Linked DNA regions of Homo sapiens: region 1 is linked to region 2. The links are chromatin contacts, found by Hi-C or POLR2A ChIA-PET in ENCODE. All regions are on one chromosome and are shown on one strand. Each heading gives the region's core, a stretch centred on a gene start or an enhancer-like site at or near the end of the contact. The rest is flanking DNA. Distances are from core to core; before and after follow the strand shown. Region 1 overlaps LINC00877 (long intergenic non-protein coding RNA 877). Region 2 holds the start of EIF4E3 (eukaryotic translation initiation factor 4E family member 3).

Region 1 (5,023 bases), core at 13-2,512, 350 kb after region 2:
TTACAGCAATCAACCTGAATCCAAAATCTCATCTAAGTCTTATCAGGTCAAAAGTTTCATTTCTCATCACATAAATCATCGAATATAGGCATGGGTGAAGCTCTGGGTATAGTCCAGTGTGTGGCACAATTTCTCTCTATCTGTGGACCTATGAAGCTAGCAAAGAAATTATCTGCTCCCAAAATACAAAATGAAACACACTCCACCAGGGTAACAGCACTCCCATTCAAAACGAGAGAAGAAGGAAAGAAAAAAAAGAGTCCCTGGTCCCAAATGTTTTCTAAATCCAACCAGAAAAACTCCATTAGGTTTCAAGGCATGGCTCTCAGCTCTGCCTTCAGAGCCTATAAGGTCTGCTCTCACAGTCATCTTTCCTTCTTCATAAAGGGTAATACTTGTTTGCAGCTGTAGTTTCACCCACCTGTTTCCTGTCTGTAGAATTTTGGTGATCTGACAACCTTCTTTCATTTTGTTCTCTCTGTCCCTTTCAGGTCAAGCTGGCAGTGTTTTGGGGCACATACCATTCTTAAAAGCCTTGTGAGTTTCCTGCATATGTCACATGGACTCACTCCATTTGACCATCAGGCCAAATCAAACCTATTGCCTCTTTTTGTAAATGAAGTTTTATTGCAACACAGACACACCTACCTGTTCATTTACATATTGTTGATGGCTATTTACATGATATAACAGAGTGAAGGGTTGCAACAGAGACAGTGTGGCTCAAAAGCTGAGACTATTTACTATCTAACCCTTTTCAGAAAATGTTTGCTGATGACTGGCCCAGAGCCAAAACCCAAATAAGTAGTAGCGTTTAAACAAATGACAGGCTTGGGTGGGTTGCAAAAGCGGGGCCGCTTGGAGGTAGTGAATATTTCAGATGTTGTGCGGGAGGTGTGAGGAGAAAAGTGAGAAGCGGTGAGGGACGAAGGAAGAGGAAGTGAGAGCCATGGACTTCAGAAGTAAACTTGAACTTCTTGGCAAGTTACCTTGGAAGCCTGGGGCCAGGGTCATTAAGCAGCAAGATTACCATGAAGGAAAAGAGTGAACCAAAAGAAAGTAAGGGGAGAAATTCAAACTGGGCTCAATTGTGACAGAAAAGAAAAATCACACCTAGAGCAGTACACTGAGTCCCTTAGTATGCAAGAACCACATTGCCTCCTCCTCATCCTCCCTCTGAAAAGAAGCCCGCTGTGCACACCTATGGGACAGCCTTTGCTTAATTCTATGTGCCAGCGGCAGCTTCCCAGTAAGCCTTCTCCCCTTTGCTTTTGCTCCGTGGAAATGAGAACACGCCAAGGGTGACGTTTGTGTGTGGGTTTTGGCGCTTTCACAAAAAGCTTCATTAGCCTTATTTAGAATATGATTGCTCCTTCAATCCCTGTGCATAAATGGATTTCAGGTGACCATGCCTGTCACAGGCCCCTGCTCGCCTGGTTACTGGCTTGAGGTATTCTTTGGTTTAAACAAAGCAGGACAAATAAAGAGCAAAGACCCACTCAGGGCCCTAGATGTTCATAGAAACTGATTTCCCCTTAAAAAAACAGCTCACTGTGGGAGTTGTAAATAGGAAGAAATGAACCATTTAAGAGAGTCTTTGAGACTACTGCCTGTTGGAATGGAACCAGTTTGGGGTTTGGGGTGGAGGTGGCATGTCAAATTTGTGGTTACTTCCTAAACACACACAAACTGTTTCAATATCTGATTTGAATATGCTACAACTGCCCCCTGCCAAAACCCTGCCCAGCAGTCTTTCTCCCCACAAACAGCTAAGCCAAGAACCCCAGGACAATTTGCTGTCTGTGCTGATAGACTATCTGGGGTTTCTAAAGCAGGCGATGTATTCTATTTCAGGAAATCAGACCAAATAAAAATCATTCCAATTAAAAAGTGCCACTGGGCAAGTAGAACAGCAAGTGCCCACCTCACACAAAACAGACCAACCACAAAGTGCAGGCTTTCATATATGTTGTTGATGGCAGAGTCACTGCCTTAGAGCCTCGAGTTTATTCAATGGGATAAAAGTTGCCTGGTAAATTGGGCTGAGAGGATTTTTTCCCAGAAGGCCATCACAAGGCATTTTGATGTACTTATCATTTACAAGAGCCTAGAGGAATCTAAAAGTGATTTTGATTTCAAATACTATAGAACCCAGTTATTATATAGCTTATTAATACTGAGCTTCAAATAACCATCAGATATATTCTGAGACACACACATATGCACACACATACACATACACACACATACACACACACACACCCTCTGTACAGGCTTGTAATATGAGGCCTGTGATGGTGATGTCTCATGTTATTTAGGGAGTCGGGTTCTAAATTTCTACAAAGATGAAAATTGTGTACAGTTAAAGGTGCATTTGGAAAATCCCTTCAAATGCCCACTAGCACAGTGAGGTGCTTGCACCGTGAGAGGTAGGAAGTAAATCTGATTACTTCAGCTCTCACATGCCCCTTGCAGGTGAGGATGGGCAGAACCAACACCATGTCAGCCCTCTTTTTCACTCTTCTTGCTGAGGGCATGGAGATGAATTCACTTTAGTTAACTGTATAGGTTATATAATTTCACCTTGATCAGCTCACCCCCAGGAGGGTTAGTCCTGTCTACAAATACAAAAGCCACTCGTGTCTTTTTTGTAGGAAAAATTCCTCACTACCTGGTAAGGAAGACCCTCCATTGTCTCAGCCACTAAAAACACTCCCAGTGTCTTCCATCCCTTTTTCTTCCCCTTTCTCTCCTAAAAAGACTGACTTTGGCTTTTGAAAATTGGTTAAACCTTCTCTCTCTCCCTCTTTTCTCTCTTTCTCATTAGCATTTCTAAGTGTAATGTTCAAAGCTTCCAATGGGGACAATGCCCTGAAATTTCAGACAGCTCCAAAGGACTCCTTCCCACGCTGATGTAGGCACTTGAGTTTTGAATTAGCAATTTCCCAGCACAACCTGAATTCTAGAAGTTAGGTTACAAGTGGATTGATGAACTTTATTATTCAGACCTTTTCAGTTAAAAGTGCCAGAAACCAACTCAAAGCTTAAGTAAAATGGGGAAGTTTTTTTGACTCATGCGAGTGAAAATTTGAATGTGGTATTAGCCTTGGGATGCTAGTGAATCGAATGACAAGGATCTCTTTTCCCTCCCCTTGCCTTCCTCTTTTCCACTGTCCCTTCCTCCCTCCCCATCTCTTCTTCCTTCCTTTCCCCCTTTCTCCCTCCCCTGCATAGACTTAGCTTCTCTTTTCTCTGTAGGTTGGGGCTGATTCCCTCTTACAAGAGGACTCCATTCATTTATGGGGTTGGGTGAACTGCATCCTTCACTCACATCATCACATCTTAGGGCCGTCCAAGGAAACAGTGATTTCTCTCTTCTGGTGCCCAAAGGTGTGTCAACAAAAAGAGTCAAACTCTGTAAAATATTTGAAGAGATTTATTCTAGCCAAACATGAGTGACCAATGGCCTGTGACACAACCCTCAGGAGATCCTGAGAACATGTGCCCAAGGTGGTTGAGCTACAACTTGGTTTTCTACATTTTAGGGAGACATAAGAAGATCAATCAATACATGTAAGATGTGTATTGGTTCGGTCTGGAATGGCAGGACAACTGGAAGCGGGGGCGCTCACAGGTCATAGGCAGATTCAGAGACTTTTTGATTGGCATTTGGTTGAAAGAGTTATTATCTAAAGACCTGGGATCAACAGAAGGAATGTCTGGGTTGTGATAAGGCATTGTAGACACCAAGGTTTATCATGTAGATGAAGCCTCAGGTGGCAGGCTGCAGACAGAATAGATTGTAAATGTTTCTTATCACACTTAAAACGTCTGTTCTATCAGTCTTAAGGTTGAGTTGATGTTAATGCTGGTCAGGTGAGCCTGAATTCCAAAAGGGGAGGACGGTTTGGTGAAGCATGTCTGACTCCCTCTTCCCATCATGGCCTGAACTAGTTTTTCTGGTTAACTTTGGAATGCCTTGGCCAAGAGATGGGGTCCATCAAAATGGCTGAGGACTTAGAATTTTACTTTTGGTTTATGGATGAATCCCAGAGAAGGATTCTGATAGGCTGGTCTGGTCACAAGCTTCCTTAGCCCAGTCACAGGGTCTGAAGGGAGAAGACACTAGGATTGGGCAGACCTCGATCCCATGGCCAACCTTGTGGCTTACGGGAAGACTGAGGAGTTTAGCAGCCTGACAGACACCATATAGCAGTATGCAGTGTGCCAGGCGTGGTGGCTCATGCCTATAATCCCAAAACTTTGGGAGGCCAAGGTGGGCAGATCTCCTGGAGTCAGGAGTTTGAGGGCCAACAAGGCGAGACCCCGTCTCTACTAAAAATAGAAAAAATAGCTGGGTGTGGTGATGCGTGTCTGTAATTTCAGCTACTCAGGAGGCTGAAGCAGGAGCGTCACTTGAACCCCAGAGGCAGGGGTTGGCCTGAGCTGAGATCACACCACTGCACTCCAGCCTGGGCAACAGAGTGAAACTCTGTCAACAAAAAAAAAAAGAAGAAGAAGAAGTATGCAGTGACAAGGATTTTCCCAAAGAAAGATAAAGGGAGAGTGCAGGTACAAATGTAAAGAAGAAATAAGCACTATGTGGAATAAACCACATATGTTCACCTCAGGGTCCTAAGAAAAATCAGAAAAAAAAAAAACAAAAAAACAAAAAAAAACAACAACAAAAAAACCAGACCATCTCACTCCTACCATCACACATTCAACCAAACATCCTAATGGGCCTGCAGCTCAAGCTGACCTTACCAGCACTGTGTATGATATTACCTTGCAACTAGTAACAGTCTTAGCAACCGGCCCCAAATAGTCATCTCTGAGCAGTGATCCACAACTTGGAGAAGGCATGAAAACGAAGTTTCTCTGATTTGAAAATCTGCTCACTTTGTAAGTCAGGATTTTGCAAGTTTTCTAATTATAGTGGTTTACCCTTAAAGCCAAACAAAACCAAAAAAACCAATGCCATAATTGCGTGCAATGCTTGAAGCAATTACTTTTGGCAGCT
Region 2 (5,650 bases), core at 641-3,140:
ATAATCTTAAGCTACTAGTCTTAAAAGATTGTGTTATCTGTAGTATTGACATTTTAGACCAGTCCTTAAAAGTGTTGTTCCTACATGTAAACTAATTTTAGACCTGTTTAAAAAGAAACTCTCTTGATACTGTTTCCACCAGTCAGCAGTATTCACAATTTAGACCACAGGTCCAGGTTTAACACCTTGAAAACAGATACCAGGTAACAATAGCACAGTTGCAGCACACCTATGAAAACAGACACGATTTCATTCTGCTAAGGTCTGCCAAAAGCACGCTTGTTATGACAGTATAATGCTCTCTTAGCATCCCATAATGAAAGTGAAAATGTTTTGAAAGAACGAAACTCACTCCATCTCCCCCACCCCCAACTTTTTTGGGTCTCCGGCAAAGAAAATGGCAGCAAGTGACAATTCTTATAGACGGGTGCTATAAGAACCCAAAAGGAAAAAAGAAATGAGCTTGTCTTAACCAAAAAAAAAATGAATATCACTTTTTTAAAACAAAATCTTGCAGTCATTTTATGCAAAGCCTTTTAAAACCAGATTTGTGTGTACCAAGCAAACTTCTCAGAACACTGTCACACATTTCTTCCTAACACTTAGCCAGAATAGACACGGTTTCATCAAAATTTCCAAATGCTCTTGGGACAACCTTGAGGTGTCATCATTGGGCACCCACTGCAGGGCAGACACTAAGAAGGGGCTTTGCATTCATCCATCTATTCATTCATAACAATTTCTGGTGTTCTTACTAGGGACCAGGCACAGTTCTAGGTCCAAAATGTCCAAAAACAAAAATCCACTGCTCTTTTATCCTTAACTGAGGGGAGGTGTTGAGGAGCTGGGGAGACAGACTGAAAGTAAACAAATTCATATATAATAAAATCCAGCTGCATTAAGCATTAGGAAGAAAAAGAAGGCAGGGCAGGAGAATACAAAACGAGGGAGCAAGGTTTCTATTTTAGATACGGTAGTCAGGGGGTCTTTCTGAAAAGATGGCACCTGGGTTGTCCCTTGAGAAAGCCATAATTCACCCCCTTCCTGACAAGGTCAGCTGCTGCTCATTATTGAATCTCCAGCGCATAGCAGGTGTGTGGCTCCACTGTAGGTGTTCAGGAAATACCTGCCCAGTGGATGAGGAAGAACTGGAAGAGGAGTCCACGGCAGCAGCGGCCGGACACGGGGTGGGAGCGCCCGCCGTGCAATAATCATTGCACCACCGCACACCTCCCAAGGGATGGGCAACTTTTCCGAGCGCTGTCACAGCTGAGGTCGTGTCCTGAGCTCCCAGGCGCCCCGCGGGGTAAGCAGGACAGCCCTCTCCCTGCAGCAGGGACGCGGCCACCCCCAGCTCGCCTACCCTCTCCCACGGCCCTGCCAGCACGCCGCGTTCCGATCGGAAGGGAACAAGGGGTAGAAAGTGTTGCCGAAACTTTTCGGGCTGCGCTGTCCTCCCCCGGCCCGGAGGCGAGGACGCCGAACAGCCGCCCGGCGCGGCCCGAAGCTGGCTTCCGACCCGGCGGGGCGAGTCCCGGGGTGCGCAGGCGGACGCGCGGAGGGGCCGAGGTCTGTGCCACAGCGGAGCGGGGCCGGGGCGAGGGGCCGCGCCGAGACAAAGCGGCGGTGGCGGCAGGACCCGGGTCGGGGCCGTGCGCGGCGGGCCCCGCGCCCCCTCACCTGTCGAGCCAGAAGGTCCAGGACGAGTGCAGCGGGACCCCGCCCGGCTCAGGCTGCAGCGCCGACAGCTGCTGCAGGCCGAGCGGCGGCTCGGGGGCGGCGGCAGCGGCGGCGGCGCGGGACCCCGGCGGCTCCCGGGCCCCGGCGGGGGGCGCGGCGGCCGGGGGCAGCGCCATTTTCTCCGCCCCGCCTGCAAGGCCGGCGGACGCGCGGACCGCGGGGCGAGCGCGGCTGAGTCACCCCCGGCCCCCGCCCCGCCCCGCCCCGCGCGCCCCGCCCCGCCCCGGGCTAGCCGCCCGCCGCCCGCCGCCCGCCGCCCGCCGCCTTCAGGGCCTGGGAGCCGCGCGGAGGGGCCGTGGGAGGCACGGCCGGGCCGGGGCCGCCGAACAAAGACAGACCCACGGAGGGATGGGGGGCCGATCCCGCTCAGGCGCGGGCCCAGCGTGGGAGACTGACGGCCTGGCCTGGAGTGGCGGCCGGGGACGGGCTAGAGGGCCCACGGGGGTGAGAGGGACCGGGGAACGGTCTGCGGGCTGGCTCTGCAGCCATGCAAAAGGGCAGCGGGATGGAGCGGCAGGCTAGGGACAGATGGAGGGATGGATGGGACAGGGGATGGAGCCCCAGACCCACGTGGTGCGAGGGAAGGAGGGATGGACAGACATACCAGCAGTCAGAAGGATGGAGTGAAGGCTGGCAGATGGCTGGAGGAGAGAAGGAGGGATGGAGGGCAGATGGAAGCACAGTTGGGTGTGACAGATAAATGGAGAGGGGAACCGATGGCCAAATGGATAAAGAGACTCCAGTGCCCGCGAGTACAGAACAAAGGGCGAGAAAGAAGAACGAACAAGAGAACCACCGACTGGGGCATGAGGTTGGAGCAGGTGGGCTTTGCATTCCTCTTGGTGAGAGCATACTTCCTAACTCCGCTGATTTGAAGGGGCCAGAGCCCCCATCCCAACCTCTGGAGCTACCATGTGACCACAGTGAAGGCCTCAAGCCTGGCTTAACGTGTGGCTAACTTCAGAGAACATTTCCCAAAATCAGCCAAAGTATCCAGATCTGCCCTAAAGCACCGGCGAGTCGGGAGGAGGAAAGCGGGCACCTGTGAACACAGAGCGCTCTGCTTCCTGTACCTCTGAGCACCCAGGAAGTCCCTTAGGCGGTGAGATTCCTGAGCCCAAAGTAGGAGGGGCCCTCCTAACACAGCATCTCCCCAGGTCTCTGTCACTTTCTTTTTCAAAAGAAAAGCAAAGGCATGAGGCCTGTGAACACACATGTCACAACCAGCATGGACATCCTCTTTACACTTGAATTTCTAGATAGTTCCTCTCTGGCTTTGAACAGTGAAGGGCGTGGGATGCCATCTCCTCATTGACCTTCTACCTGGCCTAGCATGTGTTCTGTTCATGCCTTGAGCATTCGCTGGGATGGAAGAGCTACAAAACAAGATGAGTTCAGGGGCATCAACAGCATCATAGCAGACTGTCATGAATCCCAGAGTAGATGCCCTCCCTAAAAGGTAATCAAGGTCACATAAAGTGACAATAATAAAAACAAGACCGCTGCTTTAAACTTAACTTCTATACAACATACAATGCTGGAAGCAATGACAGATTTTATAAAATCTGTCCAACACTAAAACAGGGGAGGGTGCTTTTGGTTAGATGCATTTATCTTGTTGCTTAATATCTCCTTTCATTTTTCCAAGAAGCGTGGTATATGGCATTGTTTAAACTGCTCTGAGCACTTTACCCGTAATAACTCATTTAATCCTTACAATAAGCCAATGAGGAAGATACTATTAACCCATTTTACAGATGAGGAACAGAGATAAGATTAAGATAACCCCAAGGTCACAGAGCTAGTAAGTGGGACAGCTGGGATTTGAACATAGGTATTCAGACTCCAGAGTCTAGACTTTCAACTGCCAGACTCTCCTACCTCTCTACACAGAACACTAACAAGTCCACAACGTAAAAACAAGCTGTGAATAGTAGGTCTCCCTCCCTCCCAAGACTATCAATCTTCATTCCCAGAGGAAACCACTGGCAACAGTTTCCTTCCAGAAAAATGCAAGTATGCACATGCAAGCATATATCTAGATTCATAAGTTATAAATCTATATCTTTTTTATAACCAAAATGGAAGCATTTAATACCAATGCTGTACCTTCTTATTTCACTTAACATTATATCCTTGAAGATTTTTCCATATCAAAACATATAGATCTACTTTATCTTAAGGGCTGCAAAGTAATTCATTGTAAAGAGGTAATATAATTTAATTCACTAGCCTCCAACATTTATGTGGTTTCTAGACATTTTCTTATATAAATAATGCTACCATAAGTATTTTTATATTTATGGCTTTCTTCATCTACACAAGCTAATCTCAGAATAAGTTTGGAGAAGAATTGTTGGCTGCATTTAAAAATTTGATACATATTGCCAAATTGCTTTGCAAAGTGGTTACATGAATTTATATATAGCTGATATATAAATAATGGTTGATTCTGAAAATTTATATTTACGAAGTGACACATATCTGTATAAAATTCCAAGGCATGGGTAGAAAGGAAGTTTTGCTTTCTAATGATTAAAGCTAGTCAAACTGTCAAGTTTAGCTCCTTCCTTATGTCCTTTAACAATATCCTCAGCAAAAAAGGGCTAGTCAAGAATTTTTATCTGCAGTTTCTGTAAAAGGATTGTGTACCACATGAAAAAATTCCCTCCAGAATTTAGAACTAGGAACAGTCTGGCAGTTTTTCTTTACTGAATAGCAATTATATACCTTTCTCTCTTTTTGCTTTGGCTTCCAGGCTGCTCATAATTACATTTGGTGCTCAATCACAGCACCAATATTAGCCAATGAAGAAGCATCACTATTTTTATATTTATTCCTATTTCTATTTTAAAGACCTAATAGCATATATGCACCTTACACTGAACCCCTCAAATTTATTTTGGAAGTAGGTGGTATATATGAATAGATAAAATTTAAATGACCTTAAGATTAATAAAAGAGATTATACAAAATGGCTAAGGAGGGAACAATGGTCACAACTTTCATTCCCTTCCTGTTTGAAATATGTAAGAGACTTAATTATTTTTATTGCTCTTCAGAATCATTCTTAGAAGATAATAAATTGGGGAAATTTCCCTCATCTGGGAACTGGATGGCAGGAACTAGAATTTCAAGGTAGAAAGGGGATTCAGCGATCATCTAAGCAAACCCATCACTTTACAAATGAGGAAACTGAGGCCCAGAGAGGTGAGGTGACTTACCCGAGGCCACAGCTCTAGGAAATGACAGAGGCGGGACTAGAACGTGGGTAGCTTGAGGTCCGGACCAACGTGCTGTCCCACTGCATGACACGCAACACAGACGACTTGGGGTGGCAGAAGAGAGGAAGAGAAGGTGACCCCACAGCCCCTAGCAACAAAAACAACAAGAAGGACTTGAGGCACTCATAAATAATTAAGCAATTAGCTGCAGCAGCTACTCCCCTCCCCTCCAGCATCCAGTCACCAAGGCAACTTGGGCAGGGTGCCTGCTGGTTGCCTAGTAACAGTGTGGTCTGCTCCCCTGACAAGCTCCCTAGGCATCAAAGGATTTGAGAGCCGGGAAGAACCTTAGACAGGGATCACTTTTCCAACACCTTCATTTTCCAAATGAGAAAAGAAAGGCCCAGAGAAGCTGGGTAACCTGCCCAAGGTCACACAGCTATTCAGACACACAGCCAGGCTCCATTCCCAGTTGCTTTCCATTGCACTAGGGCTGCCTCAGGGAGGCTGCAGATGGAGGAGAGGGGGAAATCGCTCTACAGTTCCTAGAAGAATGAGAAAGTCAGAGCGAGCAAGCAGGCAAGAAAGAGACAGAAACCTGAGCACTCATATGCAATTAGCAGGAGCTGGTAATCCCATCAGCCCAACTTTCATCATCACCATGGCAACATGGGTGAGGTGGGTGC

Evidence for each region. Hi-C counts contacts between places; a loop is a spot of excess contacts on that map. ChIA-PET counts read pairs that join two places held with the same protein, here RNA polymerase II (POLR2A). Pooled maps may share reads with other maps.
Region 1: a loop to region 2 is called in a pooled map, with 3 times the contacts of the local background. The contact joins the enhancer-like site here to the promoter of EIF4E3 in region 2. A Hi-C loop is called at or near these places in 4 of 37 single-sample maps with no recorded cell type and 5 of 50 pooled maps. POLR2A ChIA-PET finds 5 or more read pairs at or near these places in 1 of 52 experiments (activated T-cell).

The regions. Positions count from the first base shown.
Region 1 is chr3:72,077,234-72,082,256 of GRCh38, forward strand. The region is part of intron 2 of LINC00877 (long intergenic non-protein coding RNA 877); the gene reads right to left. Among named protein-coding and RNA genes, the nearest start is that of LINC00877, 21 kb to the right of the region's middle. RefSeq lists enhancers at 966-1,055, 1,126-1,255, 1,376-1,425 and a silencer at 4,718-4,787. Within about 2 kb of position 1,263, at least 3 of the 41 ENCODE cell types and tissues checked have a DNase peak (open chromatin) inside an H3K27ac peak, as active enhancers do.
Region 2 is chr3:71,723,512-71,729,161 of GRCh38, forward strand. It overlaps EIF4E3 (eukaryotic translation initiation factor 4E family member 3), which reads right to left and starts at 1,891. Exons shown (of 7, transcript NM_001134651.2): 1 at 1,681-1,891. The coding sequence starts at 1,856. RefSeq lists silencers at 1,296-1,415, 1,546-1,615.